Regions from separate parts of the Homo sapiens genome. Here all the other regions are linked to region 2. A link is a loop called in an ENCODE intact Hi-C map of the cell type or tissue named here. Cell type or tissue: heart right ventricle. All regions are shown on one strand.

Region 1 (8,000 bases), 190 kb after region 2:
TATTCAGATCAATAGCTGCATACCAAGTGCCAGAATTAATGTTGATTTGTTCTAGAAAAGATAATATATCTAGAATAGCAGCAGCAATTACAGCCACCATCTGATTAAGTTAACAATAGTCTCTGGTCATTCTCCAAGATCGACCTGACTTTATTAGAGGCTTAATTGGTGAGATAAATGGGGATGTGATAGGTATCACCACCTCTGCTATATTTAAATCTTTGATAGTAGCATTAATCTTGGCAATTTTTCTAGGGATGAGATATTGCTTGTAGTTTACTATCTTGATAGTGAAGAAATGTTCCAGGGGCTTTCATTTAGTCCTGACATAATCACCCTCACCCTATGGTCAGAGAGCCAATGTGGGTACAAACTGAGCCAGTTGTGATACTATTTATTATTTGATCACTGTAAGCCCCACTTTGACTATCAGGCCATACTGGCATTTTGGGTCCCCAGGAATTGTCATTAATTCAGATGACTATCCAATAATTTCCCCCAAAGGTTTGAGTATTTCCTTCTCTCCAGCACATTCTCACTCTAATTAGTGGCCACAGGATTCTGTTTACACCCCTTCAATTAAGGGCTGCTGAGTCTGTGAATTGACTAAGGTCTGGAAACTCAGGGAGAGGCCATGACTCTTCAATGTGGGGACTCAAGTTTTTTGCTCTAGATTTAGAGTTTATTTGATCAGTCAAGAAACACTTTAGTAGGCTATGTATCTATTTAATTCCCTGGAAACCATGATCAGTTAACCTACTGACAGATATTCTTGTGTGTCCAAGCATTTTGATTATTGGTACCTCTCTGATATCTATTATGATAAATATTACCACCTTCCCTTTCAGGCTAAGTGCTGCCACTTGGTCTAACACCTTTAGAATTCACTCCTGAGCATGTTCCCTGAGTTTCTTTACATATGCAGTAGCAAAGTCTTGCAATTCTTTTGGTTTGTAAGCTACAATGTCATGAGTTATAGTGTGTCCCGGCCCCTTGGAGCATGGTGAAATTTCACCCTAGTTATGGGTCTAGTGGCGACAAAGTGTGGTTATGGTAAGTCTTGAGAGAAATGAGCATCCATTTTCAAGGCTCTTGCCCCAGGTGAGGTTATCACAGGATTTCCAAGCAAGGTAGGCAACAAAGAGGAACCTAATTCTCTAGATAAGGAAGACTCAAAATCACATGGGAATTCCCAATTTTCAGCTTTCTCTGGATCCAACCAGATGCCGACATTCTAAGTTTAAGGATTTCATCATTTTCTAATCAATGTCTTCAACTTCACATTGGGAAACTTGACAAGACTGTGGATTTAACTTTTGGAATTCAGCAGTCCATGCAACTAAATGGTTGCTTTTTATTTTCAGCAATATTAGCACTGTGGCTACAAGAAAAAGGAAATCCTTTCAAAGCTGTCACGGAAGTTCTCTAGTTCTCAGATAGTCACTTAAGCTAAAAGTTGAAGAATCTGAGCATGTCATTTTCTTTTTTGTAAGTACTCAAGTGCATTTAAAAAATCAATCTCAAATCATAGTCCTTGTAGTCATCATTAGCCATAAAAGTAAAGTGCAGCAACCACTTTGGATCCTATGGTGCTTGTTTCAGTTGGCTCTTCGTCACAGTAAACCACAAGTTACAGCTTGATTAGTTACTATATCACTTTATACCATGGATTCCTAGTATCCTATTCCCCATAGTCAAGGAGCTCAGCCCTGCACTTCAACCCATGTGCATGATCTAAACAATACAAGAAGGCCTACCAAACAAAATGCCTCTTTTTTATGGTAGGTGACATGGAGTGAATCAACTCTTCTTTCATCTTGGAAGTAATATCTTGACAATTTCTGAATCCCATCTTTGTGAAACTAGTTCCACTACCAATTCTTTATCAGTTGACTTTCAGTTAGGAGACAGTAATCATACAGGAAAAGTTTAATATAGAGGATTATTCACTATAACAGAGGAGTAACTATGAGACGCTATAAATACATAAAAAGAACTCTAAAGAATACCCTAGGTCTGAGGGAGAGTACCTGAAGAAGACAAAATTTGGAAGGGAAGCCCCCTCCCTAAGCTGAGATTTAGACCTCTTTTGAGGTACAGTTTCAATTCATTTGTTGGAGAAGATCTCTGAGCCACTCCAGTATAGCAGTCACCCCATGTCTACAGGGCATACTTTCCAAGACACCCAGTGGATACCCGAAACAGAAGGTAGTACCAGACCTGACTGCTGTCAATCCAAACATGTTTCTGTTCATGTTTTCCACTCACAGATTTAATGCCTTTTCCTTGGTAATTTAGTACTTAACATGCACTGTAGCTATAACTTTTGCAGTTTGAGGTGGGATAGCAACTAGCATGAGTTTCTTTTTCCTTCTTCCCAATTTCATGAATAGAAGATTTGTTCTTACCATACATCTTAGCAACCTCAACCTATAATTTTTTCTCATCTCTTATCAAGTTGAGAACTTTCACTTTTTCATACAAAGGAAGCATTTTACTGCTTCTCTTTGGCACATCTGAATTGCTAGTAACACTACTTTTGTACCCTGGGGCCATTGTAACACTACAACCTATAATTTTTTTATTTCTTATCAAGTTGAGAACTTTCACTTTTTCAAAAAAAGGAAGCATTTTACTGCTTCCCTTTGGCATATCTGAATTGCTAGTAACATGACATTTGTGCTCTGGGCCCATCTAAGTAAAATAAGGGTGGCTAGAACACAAGCACTGCAATACTGAGACAGTTGATCTAATAACTGAGATGGCTCCTAAGCAACGAAAGGCGGGTGGCGTGTACAGCGTGGACATGCTGGAAAAAGGAGTGATTCATGTCCCGGGTGGGACAGAGCAGGACAGCACAAGATTTCATCACACTTCTCAGAACAGCATGTGATTTAAAATTTATGAATTATTTCTGGAACTTTCCATTTAATGTTTTCAGAACACAGTTGAGCACTGAATTCCTGGAAAGTGGAAACACAGATGAAGCCAAGGGTGGGGACTACTGTACTAGGCAAGCAGAAGACAGCCTCTGGGGTGGGTCTGGCTAAGGCTGTTGGTGGGGCTGGGCAGACAGGAGTTGAGTGCAAGCTCACTCACGGGCAAGGCAACCTGAGGCCTGGGATGCATGTTGCCTACATTGAAAGGGCCATGGCAAGGGGGTCGACTGGTCAGGGTCAGGGCTGCAAACTGGCCGAAGGACTGAAAGCTCCAAGAAAGTGTATGTGCTAAAGATGCTCTGGAAGTTGGCAGCAGACAGTTCAAGAAAGACAATGTAGGACACACAGGGTGTTGCACTGCTACTGACCTCTACCAGTGGTGAGACCCTCATGCCATTCACAGTTGTAGGAGAGTGAGTCAGATTGGTTGAACTTAAGATTCCTTTTCTTGGTGAGAAGATTACTTGTTCACTCAAAGGCTGCACATAACATGGGATTACTGAGATATCAGGTGCTAATAGGACTGAGGGATTAGATGGTAGACTGTCAAAAATTGACAGAGGTTCCTCAAACAGTTCCTGTTCATGATACCCCTTTTTGGGTGACTGAGAGATAAAGATTCCAGGTCTTGTTCCTTTAAGTTAAGGTATGCTATATGTGTGAAAGATCAGTTGAGTTTAAACAATTTCTAATCCTTCATTCAGCCAATCAATCAGTCATCTATTCACCAAACATGCATCAAATGTACATAAAGTGCAAAATCCCATTCTGGATCAATTAAATGCCCCTGCCACGCATTCATGCCTTCTCCTTTCATCCCTCTCATTCCTGCTCTTAGACTTTTAAGAATTTATATAATGGAGCCCCCAAATCCTCAGTTATTCAATCCCTCATGTATGTCATTAAAGTTTTTTCCACCAACATCTTCCCCTCAGCCTTCCCTCCTGTTTCCCAGCCTTGGTCATTTGAGCATTGGTTTGAGTCTCCATCCCAGGAAGGACAGGGAAGGAAAATGAGGTCAACCTGGACACATCTCATCTCCAAGACTATGTTTAACAGCTCTGGCAGGAGATTTTAACACAGGAAATTGCATAAAATATGTTTCAGGGATTATTTTTGGATTTCAGTGACCCATGTTCTTCCTGGCACTGATCATCAGAGCTAACTGAAAACTAGTGTTGATTAAAAAAAAAAAAAAAAAAAAAAAAGCCTGTGGGTTAAAACGGTAGCCACAAGCACTCCAGAAGGCAGCCACGGTGTGAAGAAGAGTACAAAGTCTTAATTCAACTTCTGGCTTTCCTTCTTAGTAACTGCGTGAGCTGTTTTATTGCTTTTTGAAACACAGAAACATGCAATGTGCACATACAAATATTCACGTGCATGTACACACGAATACTTTGTAGGTACAAAAGCCATAGAGGGTAGCAGCTAAGGCTGTGGGCTCTGGATGCAGATGGAGCTGGTGTTAAAATCTCGCCCTATCATTTTACTAGTTGTATAACTTTCAGCCACTTACCTTCTTTTAGCATTAATTTCTGCAGGTGCAAAATGGGACTAATTATAGTACTTATTTCATGAGGTTGTTGCAATAATTAAAAGAAATAATGCATGTAAGACTGTTAGTAAATGTTTGGCATGTAAAGAGCACCTAATAATAAGCAGTGGCTACTATTATATACACACACATATACATTATACATACATGCATAAGGCCATTTCAGTCAATGATAAACTGCATATACAATGATGATTCCGTATAATTATAATAGACCTGAAAAATTCCTATAGCCTAGTGACTACATAATATCCATCATAATGCTATTGCACAATGCATCACTCATGTGTTTGTGGTGATGTTGGTGTAAACAAACCTACTGCGCTGCCAGTCACATAAAAGTATAGGCTGGGCATGGTGGTGTAATCTTAGCACTTTGGGAGGTGGAATCAGGAGGATCACATGAGTCAGGAGTTTGACACCAGCTTGGTCAACATACCGAGACTCTATCTCTATCCCCCACAAAAAGAAAAAAGAAAATATAGCACATACAATTATGTACAGTACATGTACTTGATAATGATAATATATGACTATATTACTGGTTTATGTATTTACTATCTTATGCTTTTTCTTGCCGTTTTAGAGTGTGTTCCTTCCATTTATTAAAAACAAAGTTAACTGTAAAGCAGTCTTAGCCATGTCTTTCAAAAGATATTACAGAAGAAAGTATTCTAGTCACAGGAGATGACAGCTCCATGCATGTTACTGCCCCCTGAAGACCTTCCAGTGTGACAAAATGTGGAGATGGAAAATAGTGATATTGATGATCCTGACCCTGTGTATGCCTAGGCTCATGTGTGTGTTTGTATCTTAGTTTACAACAAAAAAATTTAAAAAAGAAAAAGAAAAAAAAACATAAAAGCTTATATAATAAGGATATAGAGAAAGAAAATATTTTGTACAGCTGTAAAATGTATTTGTGTTTAAAGCTATTATTACAAAAGAGTAAAAAAATTATAAAATTAAAAACTTGAAACAGTAAAATGTTACAGTAAGCTAAGGTTAATTTATTATTAAAGAAAGACATTTTTAATAAATTTAATGCCATGTAAGCATATAGCATTTATATGCACATAACTTATTCAATTTCTTTATTTAATTGCATATAATTCTCAAAAGACATTTCCCCCTATGGGACATGAGCTCTAAACAGAAAAAGTCTGCCACTCTAACTTCTAAAATATTGTTTGACTAAGTTATTTTCTAAATTTCTAAAAGAAAAAATCAGAAAATTCACATCAATGCTAGTACCCTCAGCAATACAGAAACAAAGCTAGTGTTTTTTTTTTTTTTTCCCTCGAAAGAAGCTCTCATTTTTCTAATGTTTTCCCTTAGGTACTATGTGCACTACAACTATGGACAGAGTGACTACTGGCAGAAATGAACCCATGTGAGAATTCTGGGATCGAAGAGAACAAGGAGCTAAAGGAAGTCAGTTGGATGATGTAGGAGGGAGGCTCCTGTTTTTCTGACATCACTGCCAGATGAAGCACCAAATAATTAGAAAGCTTTCACTCCATTTGCCTTGGATAGATTTAAAGGCTAGGCACAGTCATTTGTGTTAGTTAAAATCTCTGAAACCTTAAAAATAAATAAATAAATAAATAAAATCAAGTCTGTGGTAGTATACAGCAATGTCCTCGGCCTTCACATTCCCTCACCAGTCACTCACTCACTCACCTAGAGCAACTTCTAGTCCTGACAGCACTGTACATGCCCTGTATAGGTATACCATTTTTATCATTTATACTATATTTTTATTGTATCTTTTAAGTGTTTAGGTTTACAAATACTACTGTGCTACAATTGCCTACAGGATTCAGTACAGTAGCAATCTGCACAGGTTTGTAGCCTAGGAGCCATAGGCTATGCCATATAGCCCAGACGTGCCATAGGCAATATCCTCCAGGCTCTGTAAGTGCATGCTATGATGTTTGCACCACAACAAAATCACCTAACTATGCATTTATCAGAAGGTACTCCTGTCACTAAGCAAAGCATGACTATACCTATAACCTTGAATTACTAGCTGTGTGACCTTTATATACCCCTTAACCTCTCTGAGCTGCCTTTGCAATTTGACATCAATAACCAACTCCAGGTTTGCTGTCAGGATTAAAGAAGAAGAGTAGCTAACATTTACTGAGCTCTTACTACTGTATATAAAAGGTCCTCATACAATATACAGTACTATCAGGTATAAGATATTATTGTGCACAGCAGCTGGTTAAAGGATTCTCAACAGAAGAATGAAATTCACATTCACTTCACAATCACCCTCTGATTAAAATGCCACTTGGGAAGTACAGACCTTTCATTCTGAAATGATCCACATTCCAAACAAAAGGTTAAATAGAAAGTTACCACTTTGACTTCGCAATCAAAGGTAAGTTCAATCTGTCAGCCTGTATTTATGAGGCAGAGAGGGAGCAATGACAATACTCTGAAATGAAGTTCACCTTGTTCAAGAGATGCTTTTCTGTGGAACACTGAAAACCAATACTCTGAAGCCTCTGGCACAGTTGAACTCTCCTTCCAGGTGAAAGAGAGGGCACAGAACCAGTAGGATATATATGTACACACACACACACACACACACACACAGAGAGAGAGAGAGAGAGAGAGAGAGAGAAAGAGGGATTTTAAGGAATCAGCCCCTGGTTTTGGGGCTAGTAAATCTGAAACTTGTAGGGCGGACTAGCAGACTGGTAACTCAGGCAGGATTTCTATGCTGCAGTCTTGAGGCAGAATACCTTCTTTTTCAGGAAACCTCAGTCTTTGCTTCTCCCCACCCCCCCTGCTGAGACGGAGGTTCGCTCTTGTTGCCCAGGCTGGAATGAAATGGCACGATCTCGGCTCACTGCAACCTCCGCCCCTGGGGTTCAAGTGGTTCTCCTGCCTCAGCCTCCCGAGTAGCTGGGATTACAGACATGCATCACCATGCCTGGCTAATTTTGCATTTTTAGTAGAGACGGGGTTTCTCCATGTTGGTCAGGCTGGTCTGGAACTCCCGACCTCAGGTGATCCGCCCGCCTTGGCCTCCCCAGTCTTTGCTCTTAAGGCCTTCAACTGATTGTAGGAGGACCGCTCACACTAAGGAGAGTAATCTGCTTTACTTAAATATTGTAAATGTTAATTACATTCACAAATACCTTCACAGCAACATCTAGACTAGTATTTGACCAAACACCTAGGTACCTTAGCCTCACCAAGTTGACATATAAAGTTAATCATAACAATGAGGGAAAATAATGACTAATTTTGCTTGGGTGGTTAAGAAAACCCATAGAGAGGCAATATATGAGTTTTAGTCTTTAAGAAGTAGGAGGAAGTGGGGCAAGGCTTTTCTCTAAGGAAACAAAATATGCACAAAAACTTCTGTCAGAAGCAGCCACCAACCCACCAAGGCCTGACCAAGAGCGTGTGCTCCAGGAAGAGGCACTTTCTCAGTGCAGCTGAGCAGAGCAGCCCACAGGCCTGGGGAAAAGGAGGCCCGAAAGGCT
Region 2 (8,000 bases):
GCAGTCAGATGACCTAACATCTTTGTTCGGGACCTTCAATTAGTAACTTATTTTTTCCAAGTTTCATTTTCCAGTGTACAGGATTGGTGCGAAATAAAATTTAAAAAGTATTTGAACATATTCTGTGAAGTTCTATGCCAGTATGGAGTTATACATGGGCTATCTTAATTGGTTTAAATATATCTCTCTAATATATGGCTTCAAAAACTTCAGCCAACTGAGATTGATTTCATATGATTTTTTAAACATATAATTTTATTGAGGTGTAGTTAACATACAGTAAACCATACATATTTGCTGTAAAGTATACAATTTGCTAACTTTTGAGACATAGACACATCCATTAAATCATTGCACCATCACTACACATCCGTTATCCCCAAAGTTTCCCATGCCCATTTATAGCAGGGATCTCCTTTTTAGCACCTCCCTCATATTCTTAGATTTGGAAAGTTTGTATTGTATGCTGGTTCCAGCACCTTTGATTTTCTAAATTATGTTACTTTGTCCTGTGTTTTTTAATTTGCCACAGATCAAATAATGACACTGTTATTCATAATGTCATAATAATTTGTCTCTCTCTGCCATAGAAGTTCCAGACAATGAGTTTTATCCTTTTCAGTGTTGACAGGGGTCCTATGGTAATTATGCAGGTGACTTCTCTCAAAGGACATTTAATAGAAAACGGGATGATGCTGAGCATGTGAAGATAGAATTGACAGAGACCTTAGTACATCCTCTCATGTTTTACTCTCTAGATGTAAAGATGCTTCTTTATGTTAGAAGCAAAGAATGATGGTTGATTATAATTTCTAAAATCACCCTGCTAATTTTAAGAGGGAATAATAACCACTAACTGGAAAAGCCTTATTTTTTTTTTTATTTTTTTTGAGACAGAGTCTTGCTCTGTCGCCCAGGCTGGAGTGCCACTGGAGTGCAGTGGCGCAATCTCGGCTCACTGCAACCTCTGCCTCCTGAGTTCAAGCGATTCTTCTGCCTCAGCCTCCCGAGTAGCTGGGACTACAGGCGTGTGCCACCATGCCCGGCTAATTTTTGTATCTTTTTTAGTAGAGAAGGGGTTTCACCATATTGGCCAGGCTTGTCTAGAACTCCTGATCTCGTGATCCACCCACCTTGGCCTCCCAAAGTGCTGGGATTACAGGCATGAGCTACCGTGCCCAGCCTTATCTTTAAAAAAATGTCAATTTGAGCATTATGAAGGGAAATACAAATTCAGCAATAAGATCATATTTATTAAGTTATGAACCCTAATGTTTTATGGGAGTTTCCTTAATTCATAGGCTACTTATGTTAGAGTAGTCAAAAACCTGGGCTTTGGAATCGCATAGATCTGAGTCTTACTAGTGCTAGTGCAAGCCTGGGCCAGTGACTTAATTTTTGTGAGCCTTGATCTGTTCACCTGTAAGATGAGGATACTAACAGCACCTATGTCATAGAACTGTTGCAAAAATTAAATTGGTTGATGTGTGCAGGCCTAGCTCAGGACGCAGAGCAATCATTTCATACATGTTATGAAGATGAAGATGATTATCTCACTGTAAAATGTATATCAGCATACAGCAAATATATACGAGATTTTAGTCTAAAGGACTTTCATTAATTAATCAAATATTTATTGGTACCTACTATGTCCCAGTTCCTTTCTAGTCATGGATGACTAAAAGCACTCAGATTCTTTCATCTCAGGGCTATGCTCTGGTGCTACAAAGGCCTCAGAATTTGTCCTCGTTCCCTATAAGACCATAAGTGGTTTCCCATGGGGAACTTTTTGGGCAGTGTATAGATAGCTCAGAGGAAACTGAGAGTCTTCATGCTTTAGCCTGAATTTGTTTTATCTATCATCCCTTTCCCTGTGTAGTCTATGTATTATTTATTCCAAATAGGAATTTCATCAATACCAATCACATTTAGAGGCAATTTTCACACCTAAGCTGGGCCATTCTGTATGAATGAAGGAATGCAATTAAAAGTCCAGAGCCAAAACTCACCTAAAATAGCTGTTGAAGTAGTGTAAAGTGTTGTAAATCTTTCAAGCCCCTGCTCCTGGATGGTTTGGGGGACACAGGGAGGAAGAACCAACTGAGCACTTGATCTGATCTTTGGAGAGAAGACAATTATTGCTTATGGTTAAAAGAGATGATATGAGTGTGAAAAGGGACCCCAAAAACCACACCCACACATTGGATGGACAATTTTAGTCTTATCCTACATCTTCAAGGTCAGGCTGCCCCAGAGCCTGGGTTTTTGGAGGACATTTGTGGCTCATGTGTACTGAACCCCAAGCAATTGAATAATAATGATCTCACAACCCCCAAGCAAGGCACTTAAAAATTATTATTTACTTATTTTTAGAGAAAAGGTTTTGTTCTGCTGTCCAGGCTGGAGTGCAATGGTGCGATCATAGCTCACTGATCAAACTCCTGGGCTCAAGTAGTACTCTTTGCTCAGCCTCCCAAGCAGCTGGGACTACAAGTGCATGCCACCATGCCCTGCTATAAGTTTTTAGTCCTGAGGTAGCAGCTCTTAAGCTTAGCTGCTGCAGATTAGAAAGCTGAAAATAACCAGAGAGGAAGAGTGTTTGAGTCTAGACTGTGTTTTCTTCTCAGCCTCTAGTTAGAGATGTCTTTCCTTCCCTTTCCTCATTCCCTGCTAAGCAGGAGACTTTCAGTGGGATTCAGAGATTCATTCAGCTAAAATAACTGACAAGTATTTACTGGCCACCTAACAGAGTTTGGGCTCCAGAGATACAGTCATAGGAAAAAACAGAGCTGGCAATGTAGAGTGAGGAGACATCTGTGAAACTACAGATCTAAGTTTCAGATTATATCAATGCTTTAAAAGAAAGGCAGACGTCTTCAAAGAACACACAATAAAGGAAGCTAAACTTAGCCAAGGATCAGAGGAGGCTTCCAGGAGGAAATGACATGTGAACTGATATATAAAGAATAAATAATAATAGCTGACATTTATTCAGGTTTACTATGTGTCCAATATCATTCTAAGTGGTTTATAGGTATTGCCATGTAATCCTCACACAGCATCTTGAGGTGATACACATATGTACATCATGTGTGCATGGGTATGTGTATGTATATACGTTTACATGTGTGTGTGTATAAATGAATAGATAGATGACCTCTCCAAACCCCCAGGTCTGGTCCTCGACTCTGAAGGTGTAGCCAATCAACTATGTCCATGCTCTCAGCTGGGTGGGTCCCATCCCTCAGGGAAAATCTGGTAGTTCTAGTTAGGAGTTCCACATTTTGTACTTTCTGTGCTGTGAGTCTTTGCGCAATTGGAATTAGAAACAGAGATGATAAGAGTAACAGTGGAAAACAGAAATTACCTTTTCAGCTCTGTTTATTTCAGGCTAGAAGCAACCAGAGACTCTTTACAATTTGAGTATTAAGAATCTCAGCAAACAGCCACATTAATGTAAGAAATAGACAAAAAAAACTTGAATCAAGACCTAAAACCAGTATGGCAAAGAGATTCTGGAATAATACCAGGATGAAGACATTACCAAGACATTCCTAGCTAAGGCAACTCCCAGTACTCAAGTGAGGGGAAACTGGTGGTTAAAACTAGGCCTAGACCCTGGTGCTAATTTTCTACCCAAACCTTTAACTTGACATATAGACAGATGTATGACCTAGTGACGTTTAGTAAATGGCCTCAAGTTTATTTTTTAGATGGGATTAATTCCTCTCAATCAATCTTTTCAGCAGCGTGAGTGAGGCCTGAGAGGCACACACAGTCATTAGGACTGTGACCACCCCACCAGATGCTCCAGCAGGCAGCCTGGAAGATACCACCCGTCATGCGCTCACATGTGTCCTTTTCAGCACGAGTAGCACAGTACTGAGCACTAAGCATTTGGTGGTTCTTTATATTTAGACCACCAAATCGTGGGAAATGACTGTAACACGGAAAGAGCCTTTCTAATGGCATTGCACCATACAAATGTTCAGTGTGATTATTATAATCTCCACCAACAGAGTTGCTGTGTAATGCTGAAATGATTGTAGAACATTCCTATAGAAAAACCCTCTTACCTCGGAGCCTCTTTTCACCCCTCCTCCATCCCTGGCAGGCTATTTATGTGGTAATGTTATCTTTTGAAACTCTAATGCGCAGCAGTCCAGGTCGATCAAGCCACCTTTTAGCTTTTGCCGATTTGCTTTGAAGTTGACACCAAGGTCAGATGTTATTGTTATTGCACAGACTCAACACCAGGGGGTGATCACAGCACATCACACTAATTACCACTGCCAGACAAAGCTGAGTGCTAATCTCAGGCAGTGCACCCAGAGCAAGAAGCACGGAAGGAGCTGGGCTCACAGAAACTCTGGTCAGTAGAAGGCACAACATGCAAAGAGGCTTTTTAGTGGCACCACATGGTACAAACGTTCACTACGATTATTATAACCTCAGTGGAGCTGCTGTTTAATGCAAAAGGAGAGAACATGCCATCTCATGACTAAACAATTGCATAGGAAGCAGAATGCAGACAGTTGTCCTGCCTGTTGCCCCACAGTGCTGGGTGATTTAAAGGTGCCATTGAAACCCGATGGATGTTCCTGTCTTGGTAGCATGCAGCCTCACACACCAACTCTGTGCTCAACTAATGTATAAATCCCTACAGCTCCTCAAGTGCCAAGAATTCTTCAGGCCAGTGGTATTTGTAACTATTGTGACTCTCCAATTCTTGGAAATACTCTCATGGCAAAGCACCTCTTAAAAGAAATGTGAGAGGAGGAAATTCAGTTCAATTCTCCAGAAACTGCTCAGTGGCTGCATGAAGCACTGTTTGTGATTGCTTTTTAATGTTCAAGATGCAAGTGGCTGCTCCTTTGGGGCTGTATTTTTCCATTAGAAAACACTAATCTCCCTCCTCCTACTCCTCTGAGAGTCTAAAACAAATGTGTTTTAGCTCGTTTTCTGTTTCTCCTTCATCTGCAAACCATTGAGAACGTCACATGTTCTAGGATCCTATGATAGTGTTAGAGGCAAAGATATATGGCTCAATATTTTCAGTGAAAGTTCATGAAAGTTGATTTCTTTTTATATTAGGTTAAAGAAGCCCTAAATAAAGCATACATATGTCTCGAAAAGCACTTCATTAAGGGGGCTACTGGGATGGAAATGAACCATACATTCCTTTTTTTTTCTTTTTTATTTAAACTTTTTGTTCAATTTTGATACATATTGAAATGTGTACAAATCATGAGTGTACATCTCTGAAATTTCATAAAGTGAACACACCCATATAACCACCACCTACATTAAGAAACAGACCAGCACCCCAGCAGTCTTGGGCTGCAGTGTAAATTTACAATTCACTTATTATTTATGGGAAAATGTTGCATTCTTCAGTCTATATCATACTATGATTTGAACACATTTCCTTAGTACAGTCATATGTTATTTCTAGAGGTGTGGGACTGTGAACAAGAGTATCAGCATCACTGGAGACTCCATCAAAACTGTGAATTCTCGGATCTCACCCCTAACCTACTGAATCACAAATTCTGGTGGCAGGGCTCAGCTATTGGTGTTTTCACAAGGCTTTCTGGTGACTCAGATATACACTAGAGCTTTAGAAACTTTTTTCTTAGTGTCCACTGTTTAGCCTCAAAATTGCAACTGTGTTCTATGTTTCCTGGGTTGTAACATGTTACATTAGAATAGCGGTGATAAGACCTAATTGCTTATTTCCTTTATCCCTAACCTTTAAAATATACGTATCAGCTGTATTGAGGTATGATTCACATACAACAAAAGACCATTTTTAACGTGAAATTCAATGGGTTGTGACAAATGTTTACCATTGCTTCCCTTTCTACCCATTTCCATCTCATAGTCTCCCCAAACTTTATCAAAATTGTTGGCCTACTTATGTCTCTTCTATAACCTGCGAGCAGAATTCTCGAGGACAAAACTGCTCTATTCATCATTGAGTTCCTATCCCTTGAATGGACACAAATAAGAGGCTTCACAAATATTTGCTGAACCAATGAGTGAATAAAACTATGTACATAAAAATAACCCATCAAGAAGACTAGCTGGGTTGTAGGATGTGGGAAATAGGTGAGTCTACAAATCCTGCATAAATTTGAGGTCTGAAGTGGAGATAATTAGACGAGTGGTGTAATAACATGCTGACAGCAGTGGATTTTCCTCTCGGACCACCTGCATGTGTGGCAGACACGTTCGCTGCCCTGTCTGCATTCCCTCAGTCCATCCTGGAGGTCACCTCTGGTCAGTTCCCTTTCAGGCTGAAATGTTTCCTGTGTCTTTCTGCTTCAGGGAATTTGATGGACATCTAGTGTCTTAGTCCACAAGTGGGACAGGTCAGAAGCGTGGAAAAGTTAAAACTACAGAAGGAATTCCTGACCAACGAGGGTCGTTTTTGGTGGATAACTGCCTCGCTTCCTCGTCCATGTGGGGGACAGTTCTGAGGTGTGCTCCACACACTTTCTCAGCAGTTCCTACTGGGTTGCAGCCCCAGTTACTTACACATTAAATCCCCTTCTTTGGCTTTCCTTCCTTCCCAGCCTCTCCTCTCTGCTTCTTCATAGTACTGCCTGGGTTCTCCTCCTCAAAAACCTGCTTGTACTCAAATCTTTGATGCAGGGTCTGCTTTTGAGAGAACCTAAACTAAGGATCTGCTTTTGAGAGAATCTAAACCCAAACCCTTAAATTTGCCTCTTTCTCACTTTGTGACCTTGAGTAATTTAGTTCCATTTCTGGCATTGTCTATTTGTTCATTTATAAGATAGGGATAATATTACTTATGTTTTAGGATTGTTGTATAAAATCCTATTCAGTACCTGTAATGTTATAGGTATTTAGGAGTTAACAACTATTTTAGCTATCATACACATCTGACTTCCCTAACTAAGATTTTCCAAAAGAGATGACCCCACGGAGTTAACCCTATAACAGTGCAATTCTTAAAGCATTAGAGGGTTACATGGATGAAAGAACGTCTGAGAGCCAGCTCCTCCACTTTCTCTGATAGTACTCTGGGCTCTGCATGCTCTGAAATTCCTGTTTCCCTTCTGGGAAAATCTGGAATTTCACAGAGACAGAGAAAGTCTTTCACTGTCTTACATGGGCTCTCAGGGAATTAGTTCAACAAATACTTACTGAATGCCATTATAGGGGAAGTGCTGTTTTAAGTAGTAAGAAACAGCAGTGCATAAATCAAGTCCCTGCTTTCAAGGAGCTTATATTCCAGGGGTGAGAATTTGGATCATTAAGAAATAATGAAACAAATATATGATAACGAGAAAAAACCCAGGAAATGCAGAATAAAGAGGATAGTTATGAAGCAAGTATCATTCTAATACCCAAACTAGGAAAGGACATAACCAAAAGAGAAAACTACAGACCAAAATCCCTGATGAGCATAGATGCAAAAATCCTCAACAAAATACTAGCTAACTGAATCCAACGGCATCTCAAAAAGATAATCCACCATGATCAAGTGGGTTTCATGCCAGGCATGCAGGGATGGTTTAACATATGCAAGTCAATAAATGTGATACACCACATAAACAGATTTGAAAACAAAAATCACACAATCATCTCAATAGATGCAGAAAAAGAATTGGCAAAATCCAAATCTCTTTATGAGTAAAACCCTCAGTAAAATCAACATAGAAGGGACACACCTTAAGATAATAAAAGCCATCTATGACAAACTCACATTATACTGAATGGGGAAAAGTTGAAAGCATTCCCCCTGAGAACTGGAACAATATAAGGAGGCCCACTTTTACCACTTCTGTTCAACATAGTACTGGAAGTCCTAGCCAGAGCAATCACACAAGAGAAAGAGGGCATCCAAATCGGTAAAGAGGAAGTCAAACTGTCACTCTTTGCTGATCACATTATCTTATACCTAGAGAACCCTAAAGACTTATCCAAAAAGCTCCTAGAACTGATAAATGAATACAGCAATAAGTTTCAGG
Region 3 (8,000 bases), 56 kb after region 2:
TACCAAACAAACAGAAAATCAGACCAGCCCAGGAAATACAAAAACATCCCAGAAGTAGCCAATAGACAATTCAAGGCAGCTGACTAGGAAGGGTGGAGGGAACTCAGCCCTCTCATCTTTGAGTGAGATTTACTTTCCTAGGGTGCTCACTGGATCCAAGATGGTGCCCTGATTCCATCTCCAGTGTAGAGTGCCCATTGGGCACTCAGGAATTTGTCTTACCCCTGTGAAGAGCCTGGACCATTGGCATTGTGGCAGAAGAACAAGGAGACAGACAGAAGGGATCACTTAACCCAGTTGCTCCAAAAGCCTGTGAAATAAGAATTTGCCTACCTCTCTTCAAGGAAATTTTAGGACATATGTCCTCCTGGTGTGAGTTGTGGGTTTCCTATCCAAAGGCCAAATGCATGGGCTGGCTTTTGTGCACCCAGCCACATGCATAAGATTAATAAGTGTTTGCAGTCTCCCAAGCCTGGTGTGAAAACCACAAAGTAGGACATTGTGCCTTAACAGGTTGTACATGTGAGTTTCAACTTTACATTGATCTTCTATGGATAACTTTAAAGCTTTTTTTTTTTTAATTTGTGTTTCCAGTAGTCAACTTTGAAAAATATCATGATCAAAGGTAAGATGCTATTGCATGAAACATTTAAATTACATTTCTTGGAAACTGACTTTGGAGATTTGTTCCTTGATTCCAGTGTTTTAATCATCTTGCTCGGTGACCTGCTGCATGACTCATCCTGATCCCTAGAGGCTTTCTCTCTTCTTTCTACCTAGATGTTCAACTCTCTTCTTTCTACCTGGAAGTAGTATTTTGTTCATTGCACTTGGTAAGTTCGGACAGGGTCAAATCCTGCCTCTGCCAGTTACCAGGTCTTTCACTCTGGACAAATTATTTAGCCTTTCTGTCTTCTTTTGGGGATGTTAACAAGAATACACATCACAGAGGACTAAAGTAAGGATTGAAGAAGATTGTGTATGCAAAGCACTTAGCACTGTGCCTGACTCACAGTAGTACTCAATACATGCTATTTTTACATGCTTCTGGCACAGGCAGCCCTGACTTACAAATACCTGATTTACTGTGCCCTGTACACGTGAAGAGGATGAAACATTACGAAGGCACTCCAAGAGCCTGCTGCCAACACCAGAAACCCGACTGTTCTAGCTAAACCCCTGATTGCTTCTAAACCAATTACTCAGAAGATGCACAATTCACAGTTTCAGAATCCATATACAGTTCACCAGTCCTCTGTCTGCCTAACTCAATCTCATACCATCACAGAACTAGAACACTTAGATTAGGGCGTCTGGGGTCTATGTTTTTGGCATTCTGCCTCAGAATGAGTGTCCTGATGTTGATACCAGGAGCCAAAAATGCAAATTAAGAAGGGTGATCATGGACCAGCTTGTGGCCTAATGGGGCAGAGGTAACTAACATGTGTGGTCCCAGACTATTATAAGGAACAATTCAATTAAGCCCCAATATGTGCTTTCCAAACCCAAAGGGCACTATACCAGGCAAAGTGTCTTGCCCTTAAATTTGAAGGGGAGCGAAAAATACCAAACTGTAAAATATCTTCATTGGGTTTGTTCCCCTAGCTCCCTGCATTTGCATGAACATGCTAGTCAGTTCAGAATCCTGTGTTTATACCTTTCATTTGGTCAGAAAGATAAAAGATATAAAGAAAGTTTCCCTATTTCTCTTCCCAACTGGCTCCCTGTGTCTGAGTTCCAAGCCACAGCATGTGACAATGGGAAATCTTATCTGTTCCAGTTATTTGCTCTTTGTAGATCTAAAACAGTTTAAGTTATAACAGCATTCCCTAGGCCTTCAGCACAAATAATTCACACTTGCAACCACACTCACAGTTACCGCAGTGTGGTATCATAAAGACTTCAGTTCTGCAAGAGACACTAAATTTAATACCAGCCTTCAGGAGCCAAAAGCCATTGCTCAGTCCTTTGCAGAGAAACCGATTTAATTAAGATGTTTTATGTCCACTTTTACACTTTTAAATGTAGAAATCTAAACATCTATAATATTAAATAATTCTGTCTTTAGAAGCATATTTTTCTCAAAAAAAAAAAAAAAAAAACCAGACTGGCAGGTTTTCATTTACACAAAATATTCCAGCATCAAGAGCCTTCTCAATTAGTTGCCAGGCTTCACTTTGTCTCAGTAAATTAGCAGAATGTAAATGAGCCAAGGTCCATGAAAAATCTCCTCATTGATTGCTTCTCTTGGTTTTGCCTCAAACCCTTCAGGGCTCGAATATTTGACAGTACGCTTTCAACTTACACACTATTTGCATGAAACTGACAGAGCTTTAAAATTTTTTTTTTTAGTCAGAGTGCCTAGAAATGCTCACAATGCATTTTAACAAGTGATAGGCCAGTCTTTCTTCAGGAATATTTGCTTTGAAAGGGTAAGAAATAATTAGACTAGCATGTGCTATCTTTGGTGAGGGTTGGCAACTTAGAACTTGGGAGCTGTTGGCAGGCCCTGGCAGTCATTGTTGGTGTTGTGGGAAGCCTTTCCAGAAGTGTGTCCAAAAATTGTAAGTGGACTCGTTCTGACCTTTTCTGGCCCTGGTCCCACCCTGTTAAAACAAGGTTTTCAGGGTAGGATTCCAAAAGGCAGAGTTGAGGTAGGAAAGCGGGACAGGATGTCATGGAGTGGAAAAAAAAATCACCAATAGTCTAGGGAATTGGGACCTCATTTGAGTCCCGGTTCTGACACTATGTGACCTTGGACAAGCTACTATTCCTGACAACAGCTTCCCCTGGGCTGTGGTACAGAGAGATTGCATGTTGGAGCAATTCCTAGCACCCACCAGTTATAGCACTGTTACTTCTACAAAAGAAAACATATAGAAATGCAAGTAAAAGCTAGGTTCTTACAGAGATAACATGGAACGCACATAAATTTCTTTTTAGAAAAAAATTACTGGCAAATTTTGGTAGTTTATTATTAGTTATCCAATTATACATAACACCCCTGTAGCCCTGTGGCTGAGAGCCAATGATGTTTCACTCTCCAAATGTAATATTTAATTATTGGAAGACTTTTCTGAGAGTTACCTTGATACAGAGGTTTAACTAAAAAAGCAAAAGTTGAACTCTCTCATCTGTAAGTGGGAATCAGCAACAATGACTGCTCCATCCTCTAGGGTTTGCTGTGAGGAGCTATAGAATGTTGCTGAATATAAAGGGCTTTGTGTAAGTGGAAAGGGGGTATCCGTGCATAGATGCCTGGAATGCTGTGTGCAGGATTGGAGGCACCACAGAGAGAGCATGAAGGTATGTGGATTAACATCACGAGGCAGGATGGGAGAGACTCTTGCGGAGAGGCCCAGGGCCCACAGTTGCTGGCAGAGCTCCCAGCAGAAACCTTGGCATGCAGTAAGAGATCTGTAGGTATCCACTGAATGGATGAATGAGTGAATGTTTCAATGAGTAAGTGAATGAATGGTGGAACAAAACTACACAATAGGTTCTGGATTATGAGTTCCAAAACAATGGATTACATTGAAACTCCTATTTCACCCTTGAGCTCTGGTGCATGTGCTAGGTCTGAGAGGGATGGTTCCAGTGACAGATGTTTATGACCAGTCTCAGTAATAGGAAGCAGAGTGTAGAGATTTAGGGCAGGGGCTTTTACATCAGATTGCCTGGGTCCAAATCCCAGATCTACCATGAGCTATTTGAGATGCTCATCATTATCTCTAACACTTCTGTGCCTTAGTTTCTGTAATATGGGGAAGAAGATGGTAATGAAGATGATGAAGATGATGGTGACTACCTCATAATATTCTCATAAGGATTAAATGAGTCAGTACACACAAAGTGTTTAGACAGTGCTTGAAGTTCTCAAAAAATTTTAGTTATTGCATTTGGACAATGAAGTATCATTGGGACCTAACTGTTTGCACTATACTTATAAATATATATATACTACTTCTAAGCAGTTTCACTTGAACTTGAGTGGGAGTTCATGCCCTGGGGAATAAAAAGGCTTAGTATTTGAAGTCAGGGAAACAAAGCCTGAAAACTTGCTCTGATTCTTACTGAGTAAACTTGGACAAATAAATCATTTTTCCTTTTTGAGGCCCAATTCCCAACATGCAAAACAGGGAAAGTAATGATGATACCTTATATGGCTGTCATGAGGAGTAAATTAAATAATACATATGAAAGGGATTTATAAACCTTAAAGACTACTTAACAATTATTGTGGGAAGCAGCCAAGATGGCCAAAGAGGAACAGCTCCAGTCTACAGCTCCCAGCGTGAGCGACACAAAAGATGGGTGATTTCTGCATTTCCATCCTAGGTACCAGGTTCATCTCACTAGGGAGTGCCAGACAGTGGGCACAGGACAGTGGGTGCAGCATACCGTACACGAGCTGAAGCAGGGCGAGGCATTGCCTCACTCGGGAAGCACAAGGGGTCAGGAAGTTCCCTTTCCTAGTCAAAGAAAGGGGTGACAGAGGGCACCTGGAAAATGGGGTCACTCCCACCCGAATACTGCGCATTTCCGACGGGCTTAAAAAACGGTGCACCACGAGATTATATCCCGCACATGGCTGGGAAGGTCCTGGCAGCGAGACGCCCACGGAGTCTCCTGATGGCTAGCACAGCAGTCTGAGATCAAACTGCAAGGCAGCAGCGAGGCTGGGGGAGGGGTGCCCGCCATTTCCCAGGCTTGCTTAGGTAAACAAAGCAGCCAGGAAACTCGAACTGGGTGGAGCCCACCACAGCTCAAGGAGGCCTGCCTGCCTCTGTAGGCTCCACCTCTGGGGGCAGGGCACAGACAAACAAAAAGACAGCAGTAACCTCCGCAGACTTAAATGTCCCTGTCTGACAGCTTTGAAGAGAGCAGTGGTTCTCCCAGTACACAGCTGGAGATCTGAGAACGGGCAGAATGCCTCTTCAAGTGGGTCCCTGACCCCCCACCCCCGAGCAGCCTAACTGGGAGGCACCCCCCAGTAGGGGCAGACTGACACCTCACACGGCTAGGTAGTCCTCTGAGACAAAACTTCCAGAGGAAGGCTCCAATTAAAAGACACAGACTGGCAAATTGGATAAAGACTCAAGACCCATCAGTGTGCTCTATTCAGGAAACCCATCTCATGTGCAGAGACACATAGAGGCTCAAAATAAAAGGATGGAGGAAGATCTACCAAGCAAATGGAAAACAAAAAAAGGCAGGGGTTGCAATCCTAGTCTCTGATAAAACAGACTTTAAAACGACAAAGTTCAAAAGAGACAAAGAAGGCCATTACATAATGGTAAAGGGATCAATTCAACAAGAAGAGCTAACTATCCTAAATATATATGCACCCAATACAAGAGCACCCAGATTCATAAAGCAAGTCCTAAGAGACCCACAAAGAGTCTTAGACTGCCACACAATAATAATGGGAGACTTTAACACCCCACTGTCAATATTAGACGGATCAACGAGACAGAATGTTAACAAGGATACCCAGGAATTGAACTCAGCTCTGCACCCAGCGGACCTAATAGACATCTACAGAACTCTCCACCCCAAATCAACAGAATATACATTTTTTTCAGCACCACACCACACCTATTCCAAAATTGACCACATAGTTGGAAGTAAAGCTCTCCTCAGCAAATGTAAAAGAACAGAAATTATAACAAACTGTCTCTCAGACCACAGTGCAATCAAACTAGAACTCAGGATTAGGAAACTCACTCAAAACCACTCAACCACATGGAAACTGAACAACCTGCTCCTGAATGACTACTCGGTACATAATGAAATGAAGGCAGAAATAAAGATGTTCTTTGAAACCAATGAGAACAAAGATACAACATACCAGAATCTCTGGGACACATTCAAAGCAGTGTGTAGAGGCAAATTTATAGCACTAAATGCCCACAAGAGAAAGCAGGAAAGATCCAAAATTGACACCCTAACATCACAATTAAAAGAACTAGAAAAGCAAGAGCAAACACATTCAAAAGCTAGCAGAAGGCAAGAAATAACTAAAATCAGAGCAGAACTGAAGGAAATAGAGAAACAAAAAACCCTTCAAAAAATTAATGAATCCAGGAGCTGGTTTTTTGAAAGGATCAACAAAATTGATAGACCACTAGCAAGACTAATAAAGAAGAAAAGAGAGAAGAATCAAATAGACGCAATAAAAAATGATAAAGGGGATATCACCACCGATCCCACAGAAATACAAACTACCATCAGAGAATGCTACAAACACCTCTACACAAATAAACTAGAAAATCTAGAAGAAATGGATAAATTCCTCGACACACACACCCTCCCAAGACTAAACCAGGAAGAAGTTGAATCTCCGAATAGACCAATAACAGGCTCTGAAATTGTGGCAATAATCAATAGCTTACCAACAAAAAAGAGTCCAGGACCAGATGGATTCACAGCTGAATTGTACCTGAGGTACAAGGAGGAATTGGTACCATTCCTTCTGAAACTATTCCAATCAACAGAAAAAGAGGGAATCCTCCCTAACTCATTTTATGAGGCCAGCATCATCCTGATACCAAAGCCAGGCAGAGACACAACCAAAAAAGAGAATTTTATACCAATATCCTTGATGAACATTGATGCAAAAATCCTCAATAAAATACTGGCAAACCAAATCCAGGAGCACATCAAAAAGCGTATACACCATGATCAAGTGGGCTTCAACCCTGGGATGCAAGGCTGGTTCAATATACGCAAATCAATAAATGTAATCCAGCATATAAACAGAACCAAAGACAAAAACCACATGATTATCTCAATACATGCAGAAAAAGCCTTTGACAAAATTCAACAACCCTTCATGCTAAAAACTCTCAATAAATTAGGTATTGTTGGGATGTATCTCAAAATAATAAGAGCTATCTATGAAAAACCCACAGCCAATATCATACTGAATGGGCAAAAACTGGAAGCATTCCCTTTGAAAACTGGCACAAGACAGGGATGCCCTCTCTCACCACTCCTATTCAACATAGTGTTGGAAGCTCTGGCCAGGGCAATTAGGCAGGAGAAGGAAATAAAGGGTATTCAATTAGGAAAAGAGGAAGTCAAATTGTCCCTGTTTGCAGATGACATGATTGTATATCTAGAAAACCCCATTGTCTCAGCCCAAAATCTCCTTAAGCTGATAAGCAACTTCAGCAAAGTCTCAGGATACAAAATCAATGTACAAAAATCACAAGCACTCTTATACACCAATAACAGACAAACAGAGAGCCAAATCATGAGTGAACTCCCATTCACAATTGCTTCAAAGAGAATAAAATACCTAGGAATCCAACTTACAAGGGACACGAAGGACCTCTTCAAGGAGAACTACAAACCACTGCTCAATGAAATAAAAGAGGATACAAACAAATGGAAGAACATTCCATGCTCATGGGTAGGAAGAATCAATATCATGAAAATGGCCATACTGCCCAAGGTAATTTATAGATTCAATGCCATCCCCATCAAGCTACCAATTACTTTCTTCACAGAACTGGAAAAAACTACTGTAAAGTTCATATGGAACCAAAAAAGAGCTCTCATCGCCAAGTCAATCCTAAGCCAAAAGAACAAAGCTGGAGGCATCATGCTACCTGACTTCAAACTATACTACAAGGCTACAGTAACCAAAACAGCATGGTACAGGTACCAAAACAGAGATATAGAGCAATGGAACAGAACAGAGCCCTCAGAAATAATGCAGCATATCTACAACTATCAGATCTTTGACAAACCTAAGAAAAATAAGCAATGGGAAAAGGATTCCCTATTTAATAAATGGTGCTGGGAAAACTGGCTAGCCATATGTAGAAAGCTGAAACTGGATCCCTTCCTTATACCTTATACAAAAATTAATTCAAGATGGATTAAAGACTTAAACGTTAGACCTAAAACCATAAAAACCCTAGAAGAATACCTAGGCATTACCATTCAGGACATAGGCATGGGCAAGGACTTCATGTCTAAAACACCAAAAG

What was found. Peaks named below come from ENCODE experiments on the same cell type or tissue, not always from the same donor. Only the 100,000 strongest peaks of a DNase experiment are listed, where the experiment ranks them.
Region 1: it touches region 2 in a loop (4-fold over the local background); 7 of 110 quality-filtered maps call a loop at or near these places.
Region 3: a loop joins it to region 2, with 6 times the contacts of the local background. A loop is called at or near these places in 3 of 110 quality-filtered maps.

The regions. Positions count from the first base shown.
Region 1 is chr11:103,868,122-103,876,121 of GRCh38, forward strand. All of the region lies in intron 3 of PDGFDDN (PDGFD downstream neighbor), which reads right to left. Among named protein-coding and RNA genes, the nearest start is that of MIR4693, 22 kb to the left of the region's middle. In heart right ventricle, no CTCF peak of the experiment used is centred here; DNase peaks (open chromatin) are centred at 2,800 and 3,050; H3K27ac peaks cover 1,374 bases.
Region 2 is chr11:103,678,225-103,686,224 of GRCh38, forward strand. No RefSeq gene overlaps it. Among named protein-coding and RNA genes, the nearest start is that of MIR4693, 170 kb to the right of the region's middle. RefSeq lists an enhancer at 3,717-4,435. In heart right ventricle, a CTCF peak has its summit at 4,251 (motif pointing right); a DNase peak (open chromatin) is centred at 4,277; H3K4me3 peaks cover 527 bases; H3K27ac peaks cover 1,137 bases.
Region 3 is chr11:103,734,650-103,742,649 of GRCh38, forward strand. No RefSeq gene overlaps it. Among named protein-coding and RNA genes, the nearest start is that of MIR4693, 110 kb to the right of the region's middle. RefSeq lists an enhancer at 4,523-5,068. In heart right ventricle, no CTCF peak of the experiment used is centred here; DNase peaks (open chromatin) are centred at 2,620, 3,365 and 4,574; H3K4me3 peaks cover 866 bases; H3K27ac peaks cover 4,884 bases.